Regions from separate parts of the Homo sapiens genome. Here region 1 is linked to region 2. The links are chromatin contacts, found by Hi-C in ENCODE. All regions are on one chromosome and are shown on one strand. The core of a region is the stretch at or near the end of the contact, and the rest is flanking DNA. Distances in the headings are between cores, read along the strand shown.

Region 1 (7,284 bases), core at 4,277-6,776, 2.5 Mb after region 2:
GGCGGCGAGCGCCTGAGGAAACGGGGGTCTGGGGGAGGGTGGGTAGGCGACGCACATCTGGGTCGCGGGTGGGCGCCGCCAAGGGCACAGCCTGTCCCTCCCGGATGGACGGGGGCCGCGGCTGCAGTAGGTGGCAGGCCTGCCCTCCCCAAGGTCTTCCCAGCTCGGCCGCACCGGGGCCCTGGGAAGACAGGGCCCCCTTCCCGGGATCAGTCCTCCGCAGAGGTCCCAGGGCTGGCTGAGGCCGGGGCAGGGGACGCAGTGGCGCCAGCTGCTGGCACTGACGGAGCCTCTCTCAGGGCCTGCGTTTCCCACAGGTGGGAGGGGGGAGGGGAGGGGAGGGGCCGCTGCAGGGTGCGCGGCCCCAAGGATCCTGCGCCTGCCGAACCCCGCAAAGAATTCACTGCCACCAGGAAGACTTCCCGGATTACTACCCTCTCCCGCTCCCTGTGGACCTTGACCCTGCTCAGCTTACCGTGAAGCCCTCTGAGTCCTTCTGTGGGTGCGCGTCCCCCTCCCCCAAGGCCGGCCCACAAGCGCAGGGGGAGCCAGGCCTCGGGTTACCTGTGCTCAGGGAGGCCGTGCTTCCTCGTTCCTTTGTCTCAAGTTCGCACCTGGGAACACCTGCCCCAGAGATCTGCATAATGCAGCCGGGCAGGAGCACCAGGCAGTGTCTGCCTCGGGTTAGACCCTCAAATAAGTGTGTGGGAAATGGGAGAGGGCGCCCTTCAGGCCTTTTCCCACTACACCCTGCATAAACCAGGCAGGGAGCCCTCCTTCCCTATCAAGTTAAGGGGCCCACGTGGCACCCTATGGCCCCACAGACCGTCTTCTACCCAGATGCCCAGTTCTAATGCTGAGTCCCTGGCCCAGACCAAGGGCACCTGACAAAACTGTTGTCCTTCGGGAGTCTTCTGGCCCCCACACCAGGAATGAGAGCTCTAGGTTGTTGGAAAGTTCACTACCAAGCCTGTCCACTGTCTCTGTAGAATTCCATTCTCAGCATCTGTCCCCACAGGTGTGGAGAAGAGCACTTCGCCACCCTCCTCCCTTGGACCCGTCTGTCCCCATAAGCAAGGGCCAGGACTAGGATGAGGACAGAGAGCCACGTAGGGCACAAATGAAGGGCACAAACAGCAAGTACACAGCCCTGAGGGTGACAGCCTCCTTCCCTTTGTGCCTTGGGTCCCTCTCTGGCCTCACTCTAGTCCCTGCTCTGCCTCTACTCCCCAGCATACTCCAGCCCCCTATGCCTCAGCCCTGCAACCCCCTCCTACCTTAAGTATGGACCCTTCTCTTGCCACCTCTGGGTGCAATGTGGGGAGCAGCTGGGGACTGGGAGGATGAAGCCTGAAAGGCCTGAGGCTTGGAACCAGTAGGAAGGCCTGGGCAGGGTTTGGGAAAGAACTGGCAAAATTTCATACAGATGAGGTCAGGTGGTGGGGACAAGGGATAATGCTGGACTGGGCACCAGCGTGCGTGTGACACTGTTAACATGATAGGGGGAGACTGCTTGGGGAAAATAGTTGCTTTGGGAAACACCAGAGGAAGATACCTCTCAAGCACTAAATGGAGGCCAAGCAAGGTGGCTCATGCCTGTAATCCCAGCACTTTGGGAGGTCAAGGTGGGCAGATTACTTGAGGCCAAGAGTTCAAGACCATCCTGGCCAAATTGGTGGAACCCCATCTCTACTAAAAATACAAAAATTAGCTGGGTGCGGTATGCATTCCTGTAATCCCAGCTACTTGGGAGGCTGAGGCACGAGAACCCCCTTGAACCCAGGAGGCAGAGGTTGCAGTGAGCTGTAATTGCACCACTGCACTCCAGCCTGGGTGACAGAGCGAGACTCTTTCCTTAAAAAAAAAAAAAAAAAAAAAAAAAGCACTAGATGGAGAGAGATTGAGATCATCAGTTTTCAAGGGTGCTGGGGGTGTAGGCCAGCACTGAGCCAGGGAGCAAAGCCCCAGAAGTCTGGAAGGCACTCTGGGAGCAGGAAGAAGGCCAGGAGAAGGTGGGCCCTGAAGGCCAAGATTGGGGGGATTCAAGAATGTGGGGACAGTTTCCAGTGTTAAAAATAACAGGGCCAGGTAACACTGGGGTTGGAGAGTGTGCTGCGGATTTAGGAGCTGGTCTCGAGACATCACCAATGTCTATGTCAGAATGGTTTCAGAAAAGTGGTACAAGTGCCGGATGCGGTGGCTCACACCTGTAATGCCAGCACTTTGGGAGGCCAAGGCAGGCAAATCACTTGAGGTCAGGAGTTCGAGACCAGCCTGGCCAACGTGGTGAAACCCCGTCTCTACTAAAAATACAAAAAATTAGCTGGGCGTGGTGGTGCGCGCCTGTAATCCCCTACTCAGGAGGCTGAGGTGGGAGAATCACTGGAACCCGGGAGGCAGAAGTTGCAGTAAGCCGAGATCATGCCACTGCACTCCAGCCTGGAAGACAGAGCGAGACTACATCAAAAAAAAAAAAAAAAAAAACAGGTTGGCGCGGTGGCTTACGCTTGTAATCCTAGCACTTAGGGAGGTCCAAGACAGGTGGATCCCCTAAGATCAGGAGTTCGAGACCAGCCTGACCAACAGGGCGAAACCCTGCCTCTACTAAAAATACAAAAAAATTAGCTGGGTGTGGTGGTGCATGCCTGTAATCCCAGCTACTCAGGAGGCTGAGGCGGGAGAATGGCTTGAACCCAGGAGGTGGAGGTTGCAGTGAGCCAAGATCGCACCACTGCACTCCAGCATAGGTGACAGAGCAAGACTCCCTCTCAAACAAATAAACAAAACAGAACAAAAAAAGTGGTACAAAACAAAGGCAGTCCACAAGGCTAGAGGAGTGCAGAGAAAGACATGGCAGAGTTCCTGCTAAAAGAGAAGACAGTTATTTAAGGAGGTTTGAGATTCAAGGGCTTTTTTAATTTTAAAATTAACCATGGTAGAAACCTGTGTGTTAATATGCTGAGGGAAGTTGCCAATAGTGAGATGAAAGATCTAGGCAAGGGGATAGCAAGGTGACTGCACCAGATACCTGGATCTGGGCAGGAATAAACCTCAACAGTGATCATGTTGACCTTGAGTGACAGGGTATAATGTTTGGGAAGGTGCTTTGTAAACTATAAGGGGCAATACAAACATGTAGTACACCTTCTCTGAGATCCGGGAAAGGACAACCTGAGCATAGGTTGGGGCTGGTCATAGGCCACTCTCCCCTACTGTTTCTCTAGAGTGTGTGTAGTCCCTAGCAAGTCTCAGATGCCTCGAGTCGTGGATGGAAACAAGGTCCCAGGACCATTGTCCTGAGCCTCCTTTCTCCGTGCTCTACCTGGGGAATGCTTGACTATCAACCCACAGAAGCTCTCTCTGGAGCCTCACTGCCTAAAGAGCTTCTTGTCGTAATTGTAACCTGTCATGGTTAACCCCTTGCAAGCATGCCCTGCCCCTTGTCTCTCCCAAGCTTTGGCTGCTGCAGCTTCTTTCCACAAAATCCCAGCAGATAGCCGGGCGTCGTGGTGCGTGTCTGTAATCCCAGCTACTCGGGAGGCTGAGGCATGAGAATCGCTTGAACCCAGGAGGTGGAGGTTGCAGTGATATTGCGCCACTGCACTCCAGCAGCCTGGGCAACGGAGTGAGATACCCCCTCAAAAAAAAAAAAAAAAAAATCCCAGCAGGACACCGGCAGGACAAGGAAGGGGATGTTTCCCTGGTAAGCAGGAACTGAACTGAGAGGAAAGGTCACGGTCCTGAACTAGTCCAGGTAACTGAGCATGGTCTGCAAAGGCAGCCTCCTGGCATCAGTGCACCACCCTGAGATGACAGCCTGTTGCCTGACTGCCTCGATCTCTGTCACCTCAGCCCTCAGTGCCTGGGGCATTATACACAGTATTAGCGTCATGAGGGGGCCAAACGGACTCTACCTGACAGTTACATGTACAGGTACCTCCAACCCACCCCTCAACCTGTGTCTCTCCCAAAGCTAGGAACACTTGGGGTCTCAGAGGCCCCAACCCCAGCCCATTCTATCTCCTAAAAATCTCTAGCCAGCCCCTCCATCCAGCACCCCTGCTGGGGGCTCCTCAATGGACTTTCTTCTCCTGCACTCCCTCCCCCAGGCAGCTGCCAGGGGATTCCTTCTAAAGGGCAAAGCTGATCTTGCCCCTGCTCTGTCCAAATCCTTCCATGAGCAAGACCAAGTGCAGTAGACAGAGTTCTGGCAGCATCAGCTCCAAGTGTAAATCCCAGCTTGACTGATTAGGGGTGCAACCTCATGCAGGTTATTTCACCTCGGGTTCTCACACCTACATTGCAGGCATTTTAAGAAGTAAATGTATGATGGGTGAAATGCCTGGTATTCCTCTTGGTCCCCAGAACCAGAGCAGAGCTTGCAGCAGGGTCCCCAAGGACTCTCCTGATGCCCCTCCTCTATCTACCCTGACCTGAGCCCCTCTCTACTTCACACACAAGCTCTTGCCAGCTCTCTGTGCCCATCCTACATGCTTCTAGACCAGTTCAAAGGCTGGCCTCAGGACAGCATCCCTGATCTCCACCCCCCAGAGGGGGCATCTTGGAGCACTTGGCTGAGGACACCCCAGGGAGATTTCACTCTGAGGCCTCCCCAGGGCTGGCCTATAGGTTTCCCAGGAGCACAGAGGGCAGAGTCCTGGGGGTCTCTGGGCCCTGCACCAAGGAAATGCAGGGCAAATGCCTGTGGGAATGCTAGTTATGGGCAATGCAAAGAGGCAGTGAATCCGGGCAGGGAGAGCAGGAGGGGTTTCCAGGAAGCAGGACTGAGGGAGGAAAGGGATCTGGGGGCACTGCAGGGCTTTTGGGGTGCAGAGATATCCAGAACTTCTTGGTTGGGATGAGTGAGGGGAGATCCGTCTTCCCTCGGTGGCCTAAGCACTGGCAGCGGAATGGGCCCATCACCTAGCTACTGGCTCTGATGAAGCCAGTGTTTCAGGACTGAGGGGGCCGAGAGCGCCCCCTCCACCCCGAGCACACACACGCGCGCACACACGAGCTTCTGCTGGGGGTGGGAGGGGGGGTCGCCATTCACCAGCAGCCCACGGCCCGCAGAGCCAACTGATAGAGACCCCAGCCACAGGCCACAGGACCTGGGAGTCCCTGCGATGGGGGAAACCCCGCCCGCACCTCCCCAGGCTCCCCACCAACGCGTGTGGCCCCGGGGGGCGGGGCGCAGAGGGAAGAGGTGACATAATCCGAGCCGCACCCCCTCTGGCCGCCACCTCCCCCCAGGCCGGGCGAAGCATCCATGACATCATCCGCCTCCTCTCCGCTCCCCTCCCCCTTGGGACCCTAGCAGCGGGACGCGCCCCCTACCCAGTCCGGGTCAGGTCAGACATGCCGCGCAGTGCAGCAGGCACGGCGGCAGGTCGGAGCCGGGAGGGATGCCACGATGGGCCTGCCTCACTTACTCGCTGCCTCAGGGTCCGGCGCGGGGTCTCCGACACGGGCGCCACCGGCCCCGCTTGCTGGCGCAGCCCGAAGCACGCCCGGCGGGGCGCGCTGCGCGGGCCCGGCTCCGCTCCGCGCCCCTCCTGCTCCCCGCCCGAGCCCCGCCCACCAGCGGCTGCGGCAAACGCGAGCCCGCCCTCCGGCCACGCCCCCCAGGGCAGCCAATGCCCGGGCTGGGGCGGGGTGAGGCGCCTTAACCCCTTCGTCGCTGCGCCCCGCCCGCGCGTGGGACCCCTCAGCCTCACCCTCTCTAGGGCGCAGCAAGTCCGCCGCGAGCCCCTCTGCTCATCGCTCGTTACCCCCCAGGCCCTTGGGCTTGGGCTCAGGCCCAGTCGTTCCTCTGCAACAAATCCAATGGAACCGCGCCCTCCCTGAATCCCACGTCTAGGAAGAGGAGGAGGAGCCCCTCTTGCTTGGGGGAAGGGGCTCCCGACTCGGAGCCCCGAGCCCCATTCCTCTCCCGCGCCAGCTCTTCGGGACGCGGCCTCCCAGCGGACGCCCTGAGACCTTGCAAGTCCGCTAGGGAGGGGTCGGGACGAGCCGTCGCGGGTGGATCCGCCCGGCCGAGCAACGACCCGCCCGGGCGCGAGGACCACGGGCTGTCGTGCGGGAGGCGTCGAGGGGCAGTAAACTCCGTTCGTGACCAAACGGAGACGATTTGAAACTTGCTGCTCACACTGGATCACCGTCTGGAAGGTGCGACGGGGAAAAAATACACATTACACTCCAGCAGGATTGAACGCTTTCACCCTGTGCCCCGCGCCTGGCGTAACGCGTGGCCCCAGACCACACGCTGTAACCCGGGGTGAGAGGGAGTGAGGTGGGACTTCGTACCGGACCCGGAGCGCCGGCCTCGCCCGCGCGGGCAGCGTTCACTGTGGGGAGTGCTCACTCAGCCTAGGGCGGCCCGGGAGGACTGCCGGGAGGAGGGAGTCGGCCTTGAATTGAGGCCTCAGCCTTGAATAGGGTAGGGAGGCAAGCCTAGCCGAGAGTTTAGCACTAGCAAAAGCCTGGAGGCACCAGGGTCTGCCCTAAGAACTGCAGCGCCTCTGCTCTGGCTGGGATTTAACGCATTACGTCTCTGCTGTTTATAGGTGTTGTGTTTGGTCTTACGACTTCGTATTCTATAGTTTTTATTTATTCCTGTTTTCTGAATTTTCCCACATTTGCTTTTATCTTCTATCGTGATTTTCAAGGCAGAAAGTATTTTTAATTCTTCTCGCGGCTGCCTTTAGATTTATCAAATGAAAATAGTTTACATTTCACACATTAGTAAAGTCAGTGACAAATAATTCGTTTTTATATTCCCCCATGAGAAATTTTGTGTGCTTTTCTGCCTCCTACCTGCCGCCCTCACTACTTATATTTGTCCACTTAATCAGGACGACAGACCTAACTTTTGTTTACACTTTTTTTTTAAGCCACAACATTCTTTTTCAATCCTTGTTTTTGGCTTTTGCCAACTCTGTTTAATTGGTTTCAATGTTACTGCCGGTTTTTTGTGCTCTAATTTTTCTATTCCTCATTTGGACCCATCTCTCACATGACTGGTGATTTCAGGGAGGACTCTGGAATGTTGTATTTCCTAAGCCTTTGCCTTAGGTGAGAATGCCTTTATAATGATTTCCTGTTTATAGGATTCTTGAGTCTCAAGCTTTCCCCCTCAAAACTCTTGTCTTTATTTCATTGTCTTCTGGCACTGAAAATGCAAAGCTGGGTTTGTCTGTTTAAGGTCAGCAGTTTGCTTGGTGCTTGCAAGGGTTTTTCTTTACCCTCAAAAGTCAAACATTTTGCCAGTATAAATCAATATGG
Region 2 (6,854 bases), core at 193-2,692:
CTCCTAACCCGGTAGGGATGGTCAGGGAAGATCCTGACACTGAGACAGGAAGACCGAGAAAGAGTGAGAAACGACAAGGCAGAGATAGAAGAGGTTCTCAACGGGAGAAAAAGCCCAGTGGTGGGACAGGGCATGCATGGCAGATCCCTTCCCATCTCAGCCAGGCGCCGTGCTACTATTGTGGCAACAGATAAGATGGGACGAGGTCCTCGCCCTTGTGGAGTGCACGTGAGGTCAGGAAGACAGAAAATAAAATGCAACACAAATAGATGTATAATATAATTTCTGGTGGACATAAGTGGTATCCTGAAAAACATCTCGGGCTAAGGGGAGAGCTAGAGAGGCCAGTGACTCTGACCAAGGGTGATCAAGGAGGCAGAGAGCTGAACCAGGCAGGGGAGCAGGCCCTGTGGTTGTCTGGGGAAGTGGCTCCAGGCAGTGAGGACACTAGTGTAAATACTAGGACTGAAAGTTATCGGGGGTGGCTGTAGAGGTGCTGGGTGGGGCTTAGGGATCTCATGTGCTCACCTTCCAAGGGTCGGGGGAAGGGGACACAACGTTATGTAGGCCTAACCTGACACCTGTTCTTGCGGGGCCCCCAAGTTCCTGCCAGAATCACTCCGGTATTCTTAACACCCTTCCTCAGTGGTGGAGCTGACCCTTGACCTCTCCCACTTCCCATTCAGACAAGGGCCTCCCAGCAGATATGACACACCTAGTCCCACTGTCACTGACTGTCACAGCCATGAGAGCCCACGGCTTATCTCCGGGTAGTGCGGTGGCCATGTGCTGGGCAGTGGGGCCCAGGCTGCCTGGGTGTGAATTCCAGCCGTGTCACTTTTTAAGCGCCTGATCTTAGTCAAGCCGCTGAAATCTTCCCTGCCTCAGTTCTCGTCTGCAAAAGAGCCACTATCTACCTCCTAGGGTTGGCATAGGAAACTGAGGGACTTCCTGCAGTTCCTGGACCACTGCAAGCACTAGCGTTATAAGCGTTATCATCACTACTTTAATTATCTCGCCCAATTCCCTCCTTGCTCAAGTGAGGAAACAGAGGCCCAGAGAGGCCCAGCTACTTGCTCAAGGTCACACAGCAGAGGCTGAGCTCCGGCTGGGCCCGGAACCAGTCCGTCTCGCGTCCATCGCAGCGACCTCCCTCCTCCGGCAACCTCCCTCCTCCGAAGCCCTCCCTCCGGTTGGCTGGACTCCCCGAGGCCTCACCCGGATCGTGTCCACGAGGCTCTGCACCTTGGCGGGGTCCAACACGGACGGCAGCGGCCGGATGAGCACGCTCAGCGGCACGTTGTGCACCGCGGCGATGCGGCCCGAGTGGATGCTGCCGCCCTGCGCGCCGCCGCTCGGCCCGGGCCCCTCGGGCGCCCCCCGACCCGCGCCGGCCCTGCCCAGCGTTCCTCCTGCACGCAGCCCCATCGTCGCCGCCGCCGCGGGACTCGCCGCCTCCCCCCGGCCTTAACTCCGGCCGGGCCATACCATTCCGCGCGGCCGGGGGGGGGGGCCCGTGCCAGGGCAGCGCGCGTTTCTCCCCCGACCCCGCCGCGGTCCGGCCTCGACCCCGCGGTCCCCAGCCCGACTCCGGCTCCGCTCGCCAGGTGCCGCCAGACTCGCGCGGGGCTCAGGCTCTCCACCGGGGGGCGCCTCTCGCCTCCCCTGCGCCGCGCGGCGTCCGGGGAGTGGAAACGCCCGGGCGGGCTGACTCAGGGTGAGTTTGCAGGTCGCGGGGCGGGAGGGGCGCGGGTGACGCACCGGCCGGGCCGACTTAGGCCGCGGGGGCGGGGGCGGGGGAGAGCGCGGCGGACCTGCCCAGCCAGGGTGAGTCGGCAAAGCCCGCGGTGCGCTGCTGCCCCGCTGCTGGGGTTCCTAGCCAGCGAGGTTATGATCCCCACCAGCGGTTCCACTTCCAGTCTGGCGCCGGCTGTGTCTGGAGTCGTTCCGAACATTTTGCACGTGTATTAACGTATCTGAACCTCAAAACAACCCTGCAAGGAAGGTATGACTGTTATTCCCATTTTACAGAAGAGGAGACTGAGACACAGGTTTAAGTGATGTACCCAAGATCACGGAACTAGTAAGTGGCCGAATCCGCGTTCAAATCCAGACGGTCTGGCTCCAGAGTCCGCCTTCTACCCCACCGTTGGCTGCCTTGGTTCAGCAACAGTGACTGTCACACGGAGCCCTCAGGAGTCGCGCTGACAATGGGTGGGCCCTGCCTTCAAGTTCCACACTGTCTGTTTGTGTCATTACAACACTACTGGAAGTAGGTGCAGTTATAGACCCGCTGTTCAAGGTCAGCTGAAATGAAAGTCAGGTCACACGAGTCCAAACTGTGGGGCCACTTAACCACCAACTCCAAGCAGGAAGGTGGACGATCCCAGACTCGGTCGAAGACAAGCATGTCTGGTTTGCTTGTCTTCCTTCTCAACCTGAATGGCACGAACATGGAGAAATGCATACTTACCCTGCCAGCTGGAGAAAACTGGAGACGAAGGAGGGAGCCAGGAGTTTCTACTTTGCCTTCCACCAGTTGCTGACACTTTCTGAACCCCGTCTGTAAAATGAAGTCATGCTGCCCATCACTCAAAGTTGTGTGAATTGAGAGAGTGCTCATAGTGCTCTGTGAATTGCATAACATCCATTTTGCTGTTGAAGATCATTTATTTTGGGTTCTTAGTCTCTCACAAAACCTTAGAACACTGACACCAAGACTCCAGCCTTTCCCTTTCGAAACATAATTCCCGTGCGCACCTAAATGATACTTTATTTCAAGAAGTAGAACTGACACCCACACCTCAGCCCCAGAATTATTCAGAATTAGAGAATTTCATCAAGAGGGAAGTTATCCCTTCTAAAACATCTTCCTCATTACAGGAAGTAAGAATGGCAGGATAACAGTTTCTAGAGTGGAAAAGTGGAGCTCTGGCCTGATTCTATCATCATGGTGTACCCAGGGAGGCCTCATTTCCTGGTATCAAATTCTCTGTGTTAAGATATCTATGGCCCAATTCAAAATGGCTTAAGCAATAAGAAGGTTTGTTTTCTCACATAATAAAATGTTTGGAGGTAGGTATGTCCAAGGTTGGTAAAGAGGCAGTTGAACAATGTGACCAAAGACTCCAGTTCTGGCTGGGCCCGGTGGCTCACACCTGTAATCCCAGCACTTTGGAAGGCTGAGGCAGGCGAATCACTTGAGGCCAGGAGTTCGAGACCAGCCTAGCCAACATAGTGAAACCCTGTCTCTACCAAAAGTACAAAAATTAGGCAGGCATGGTGGCGCGCGCCTGTAGTCCCAGTTACTCCAGAGGCTGAGACAGGAGAATTGCTTGAAACCGAGAGGCAGAGGTTGCAGTGAGCTGAGATCATGCCGTTGCACTACAGCCTGGGTGAGAGAGTGAGACTCTCTCAGAAAAAAAAGACCCTGGTTCTGTCTATCCTTTTGTGCCATCATCCTTGGTGTTCTGTTATCCTGCGGTGTGCCCCTCATGGTCCCAAGATGGCTACTGTAGCTCAAAACATCACATCATTACATGCGAATGTCCACAAGTGGAAGTTAGGACATCCCTTCGAGCCTCTTTTTAAGAGTGAAGAAACCTTCCCTGGCTGGATGCAGTGGCTCACACCTTCTGACCTTCCACTCCTCAAGCCCCGGAGTCAACTCTAGTCACACTGGCCTCCTTGCTGTGCCTCTTCCACAGCGAATGTGTCCTGGCCTCAGACCCTTTACATTTGCTGTTCCCTGTGCATGGAACGCTCTTCCCTCAGGTCATACATAGCATACATTACTGAGTGCTCTCCATGTGCCCAGCATGGTTTGATGCGCTTTACATATATTAACTCATGGAACCTAACAGCTTTATGAGACGAGTCTGTTATCTCCATCCCCATTTGATAGATGGGGCATCCCTGTGGGAGCTCTGCCCATTCCAGAGGTGCCAGGCCATTCACTAATGGGGGCAGGAGCCGGTGAGTAAATGCCAGTCTTGTGCTGTCACAGGTGGACGATTCAGAGAGGTGTTCTAGACCATTCAGATCTTTCTGGAACCTTCTCAGAGACCAGAAGTACTCAGCCCTATTGCTACAACTGACTTCACTAACACACCCTCTGTCCCATTCCTCCCACCCCTTACTTCTGCTTCCAGGGATCACCTCCCACATAAACGACTTACACTCAAGTCTCAGACTTGCTATCAGGGAACCAAAACTAAAACAAAAGGGAAACTTGATACTGGGTCATCCCCTATAGTTCTGTACCTTGCCTGGGTTAAAATTGCACTATTTTATTAGATGTGTGACCTTGGGCCAGTCACCTGTCTGTGCCTGTTTCCTAATCTGTAAAACGGACATAATGTCACCTAATTCACAGGGGTGTTGGAAGAGTGAAGAGAGATGGTGTTAGGTGAGGTCCTTAAAACAGTGCACAACGCATTATAAGTGCTCAATAAATGTTTGCTGTTTGATTGCATTTTAAATTGTAACAGAGCTTGAACGTCTCTCCGTGTCTTCACTTTCAGACTAGGCTTGATGTATTAGTCAAGACTTTTGTTTGCAAGTGACAGAAAGCCAAAGTGAATTAGCTTAATGAAAATGGGGATGCTTGGCTATTCCCGTGACTGAGGTGAAGCGGAGCCTCAGGGGAAAGTAAGTTGAGAGATTTCTTTTCTCTGCCCTCACTCAGCAGAGGGATTATCTCTACATGTCAGGAACATGACTGTCAACAGCGATGATATTTGGCTTTAAATAAGGGAAACCTGACAACAGAGACTTCATACAACTTAAAGTGTTTCCTCTTTAAAAAAAAAAACAGTCGAGGTAGGAAGTCCATGGCTGGGATGGCTGCTCCATGGTCACTAGTGGCATAGGCCCTTTCTATCTTGCCGCTCCATCATTTTCCAGCAGAGTTTTCATTCTCAGGGTCACCTCCTATTCAGGATTGCTGCTGAAGTGCCAGCCGTCTCATCCAAATTCCACCCTGGAAAGAGGTGGAGAAATGGAAAGGCAAAGGATATGACCCCTCCCCTTTTGAGGATGCTATCTCAGAAGTTTTGTATAACACTTCCCCTTGCATGTCATTGACTAGAAATTGGTCACACGGCCACCCCTGGCTGCAAGGGCAGCTGGATATGTTGTCTTCATCCGTAGCGGTAATGTGCTGAGCTAAAACTGGAGTTCTCTTACTAAGGAAGAATAGAGATTGATAAGTAGCTAGCAATCGGGGCCACAGCTCTCAAGTTACAGGCCTTATGGCACAGAGACAGGGAGAGAGAGAAAATTTCCAAGTTCTAGTCAGATGCCTACATATGGACAAGCCAGCTATGGCATTGGGGGACACAGACTTTCTTAAAAGCATAAGCCACCATTATTTATTATAATGACTTAAAGGTAAGGAGTTCATTTAAAGATAATTACTGGTCACCTGCTATTGGCTAGGCTAGACCCAGGGGATTTAGTGATCAGCAAAAAGACACTACCAATCTCTGCATTATGAGGCTTACAGTGTAGTGGAGGATTCAGATAATGACCAAATAATCACACTGGTTAATGGAAAGTATACATTGGTAGTGGGTGCTGCAAAAGAATGGCATGTGGTTCTGAGGAAGTGTTTTAGTCCTTTTTGGCTGCCATAGCAATACCATAGACTGGGTGGTTTATAAACAACAGAACTTTGTCTCTTACAGTTTTAGGGGCTGAGAAATCCAAGATCAAGGTGACTTTGTATCTCCCCAACATTCATATGTTGAAATCCCAACCTCCAGGTGATGGTGTTGGGAGGTGGGCCTTTGGGAAGTGATTATGTCACGGGGTTCATGGGGGTAGAGCCCTCATGAATGAGATTAGTGTCCTTTTTCTTTCTTTTGAGACAGGGTCTCACTTTGTCACCCAGGCTGGAGTGCAGTAGAACTGTAAAGAAAACTTCTAATTTTTAAAATCAGGAACCTGATAATAACTAAGGAATCCTGAACAGAGTGTTGGTAGAAATACAGATGAAAAAGGCCATTTGGATGAGGAAATGAGGAAGATATTATTGGACAATGGAAAAAAGGCCATGTTGTTATAAAATGGCAAAGAACTTGGCTGAATTATGTCCACGTTCTAGTGTTTTATAGGAGGTAGAACTTGTGAGCAATGAAACGGAATATTTAGCTAAAGCTATTTCTAAGCAAAGTGTTGAAGCTGTGGCTTGGCTCCTCCTGACTGCTTATAGTAAAATAGAAGCAGAAAGAAATGAGTTAAAGATGTGACTTTTAAGCGAATAGGAAGCAAAACGTAAAGATTTGAAAAATTTTCAGCCTATCCATATTGCAAAGAATGAGAAAGAATGTTTGGGAGAAAACACCATAGTCTCCATAAGGAGACTGTAATGGTGATGAACGTAATCAGCCATCCCAGCAGGAAAACTGCCGTCTTGAATTGAAGGGGAAGGAGATGGGAAGGGATGAGGAAGGAAAGCTGTCTGACTTCTTGGATTTTTCAGGACAAGACCAGAGTGCAAACTCTTCAAGACAAGGGAAGAATGACCCTGAAGGCAATTCAGAGATCATCAAGGCTATCTCCTTGCTTTCAAAAGTCGGGAGCATTGCCTTGCATTCAGCAGGTTAGAGGGCCTCTGTCCAAAGCCATGGAGGAAGAGCTGCCCAGAGCTGTTGGTGTGGGGCTACCCAGAGCCCTGGGAACATGACTTCTGCGGGATAGAGCTGGAGGGACAGGACCACCACCCCAGAGGGTACAGAGGGTGGGACCACCACCATTGTGGATCTGGAAGGCTGCCTCAGTGGGCCTGGAAGCAGAGCATTTAATGAACTAAAAATGATTTTTCTTGAGCCTTAAGATCTCATGGAGTTTGC

The links. Hi-C counts contacts between places; a loop is a spot of excess contacts on that map.
Region 1: a map of ascending aorta shows a loop between it and region 2 (6-fold over the local background). The contact joins the promoter of LZTS3 here to the promoter of SRXN1 in region 2. A Hi-C loop is called at or near these places in 2 of 168 maps with a recorded cell type or tissue (CD4-positive, alpha-beta T cell and ascending aorta).

The regions. Positions count from the first base shown.
Region 1 is chr20:3,168,023-3,175,306 of GRCh38, forward strand. It overlaps LZTS3 (leucine zipper tumor suppressor family member 3), which reads right to left and starts at 5,527. Exons shown (of 5, transcript NM_001365618.1): 1 at 5,433-5,527. It overlaps LOC107985414 (a long non-coding RNA gene), which reads left to right and starts at 5,668. Exons shown (of 2, transcript XR_001754477.2): 1 at 5,668-6,168. RefSeq lists a silencer at 5,411-5,750.
Region 2 is chr20:651,758-658,611 of GRCh38, forward strand. SRXN1 (sulfiredoxin 1) reads right to left here and starts at 1,443. Exons shown (of 2, transcript NM_080725.3): 1 at 1,219-1,443. The coding sequence starts at 1,428. LOC107985423 (a long non-coding RNA gene) reads left to right here and starts at 1,196. Exons shown (of 2, transcript XR_001754452.2): 1 at 1,196-1,717; 2 at 2,032-6,854. RefSeq lists a silencer at 1,321-1,880.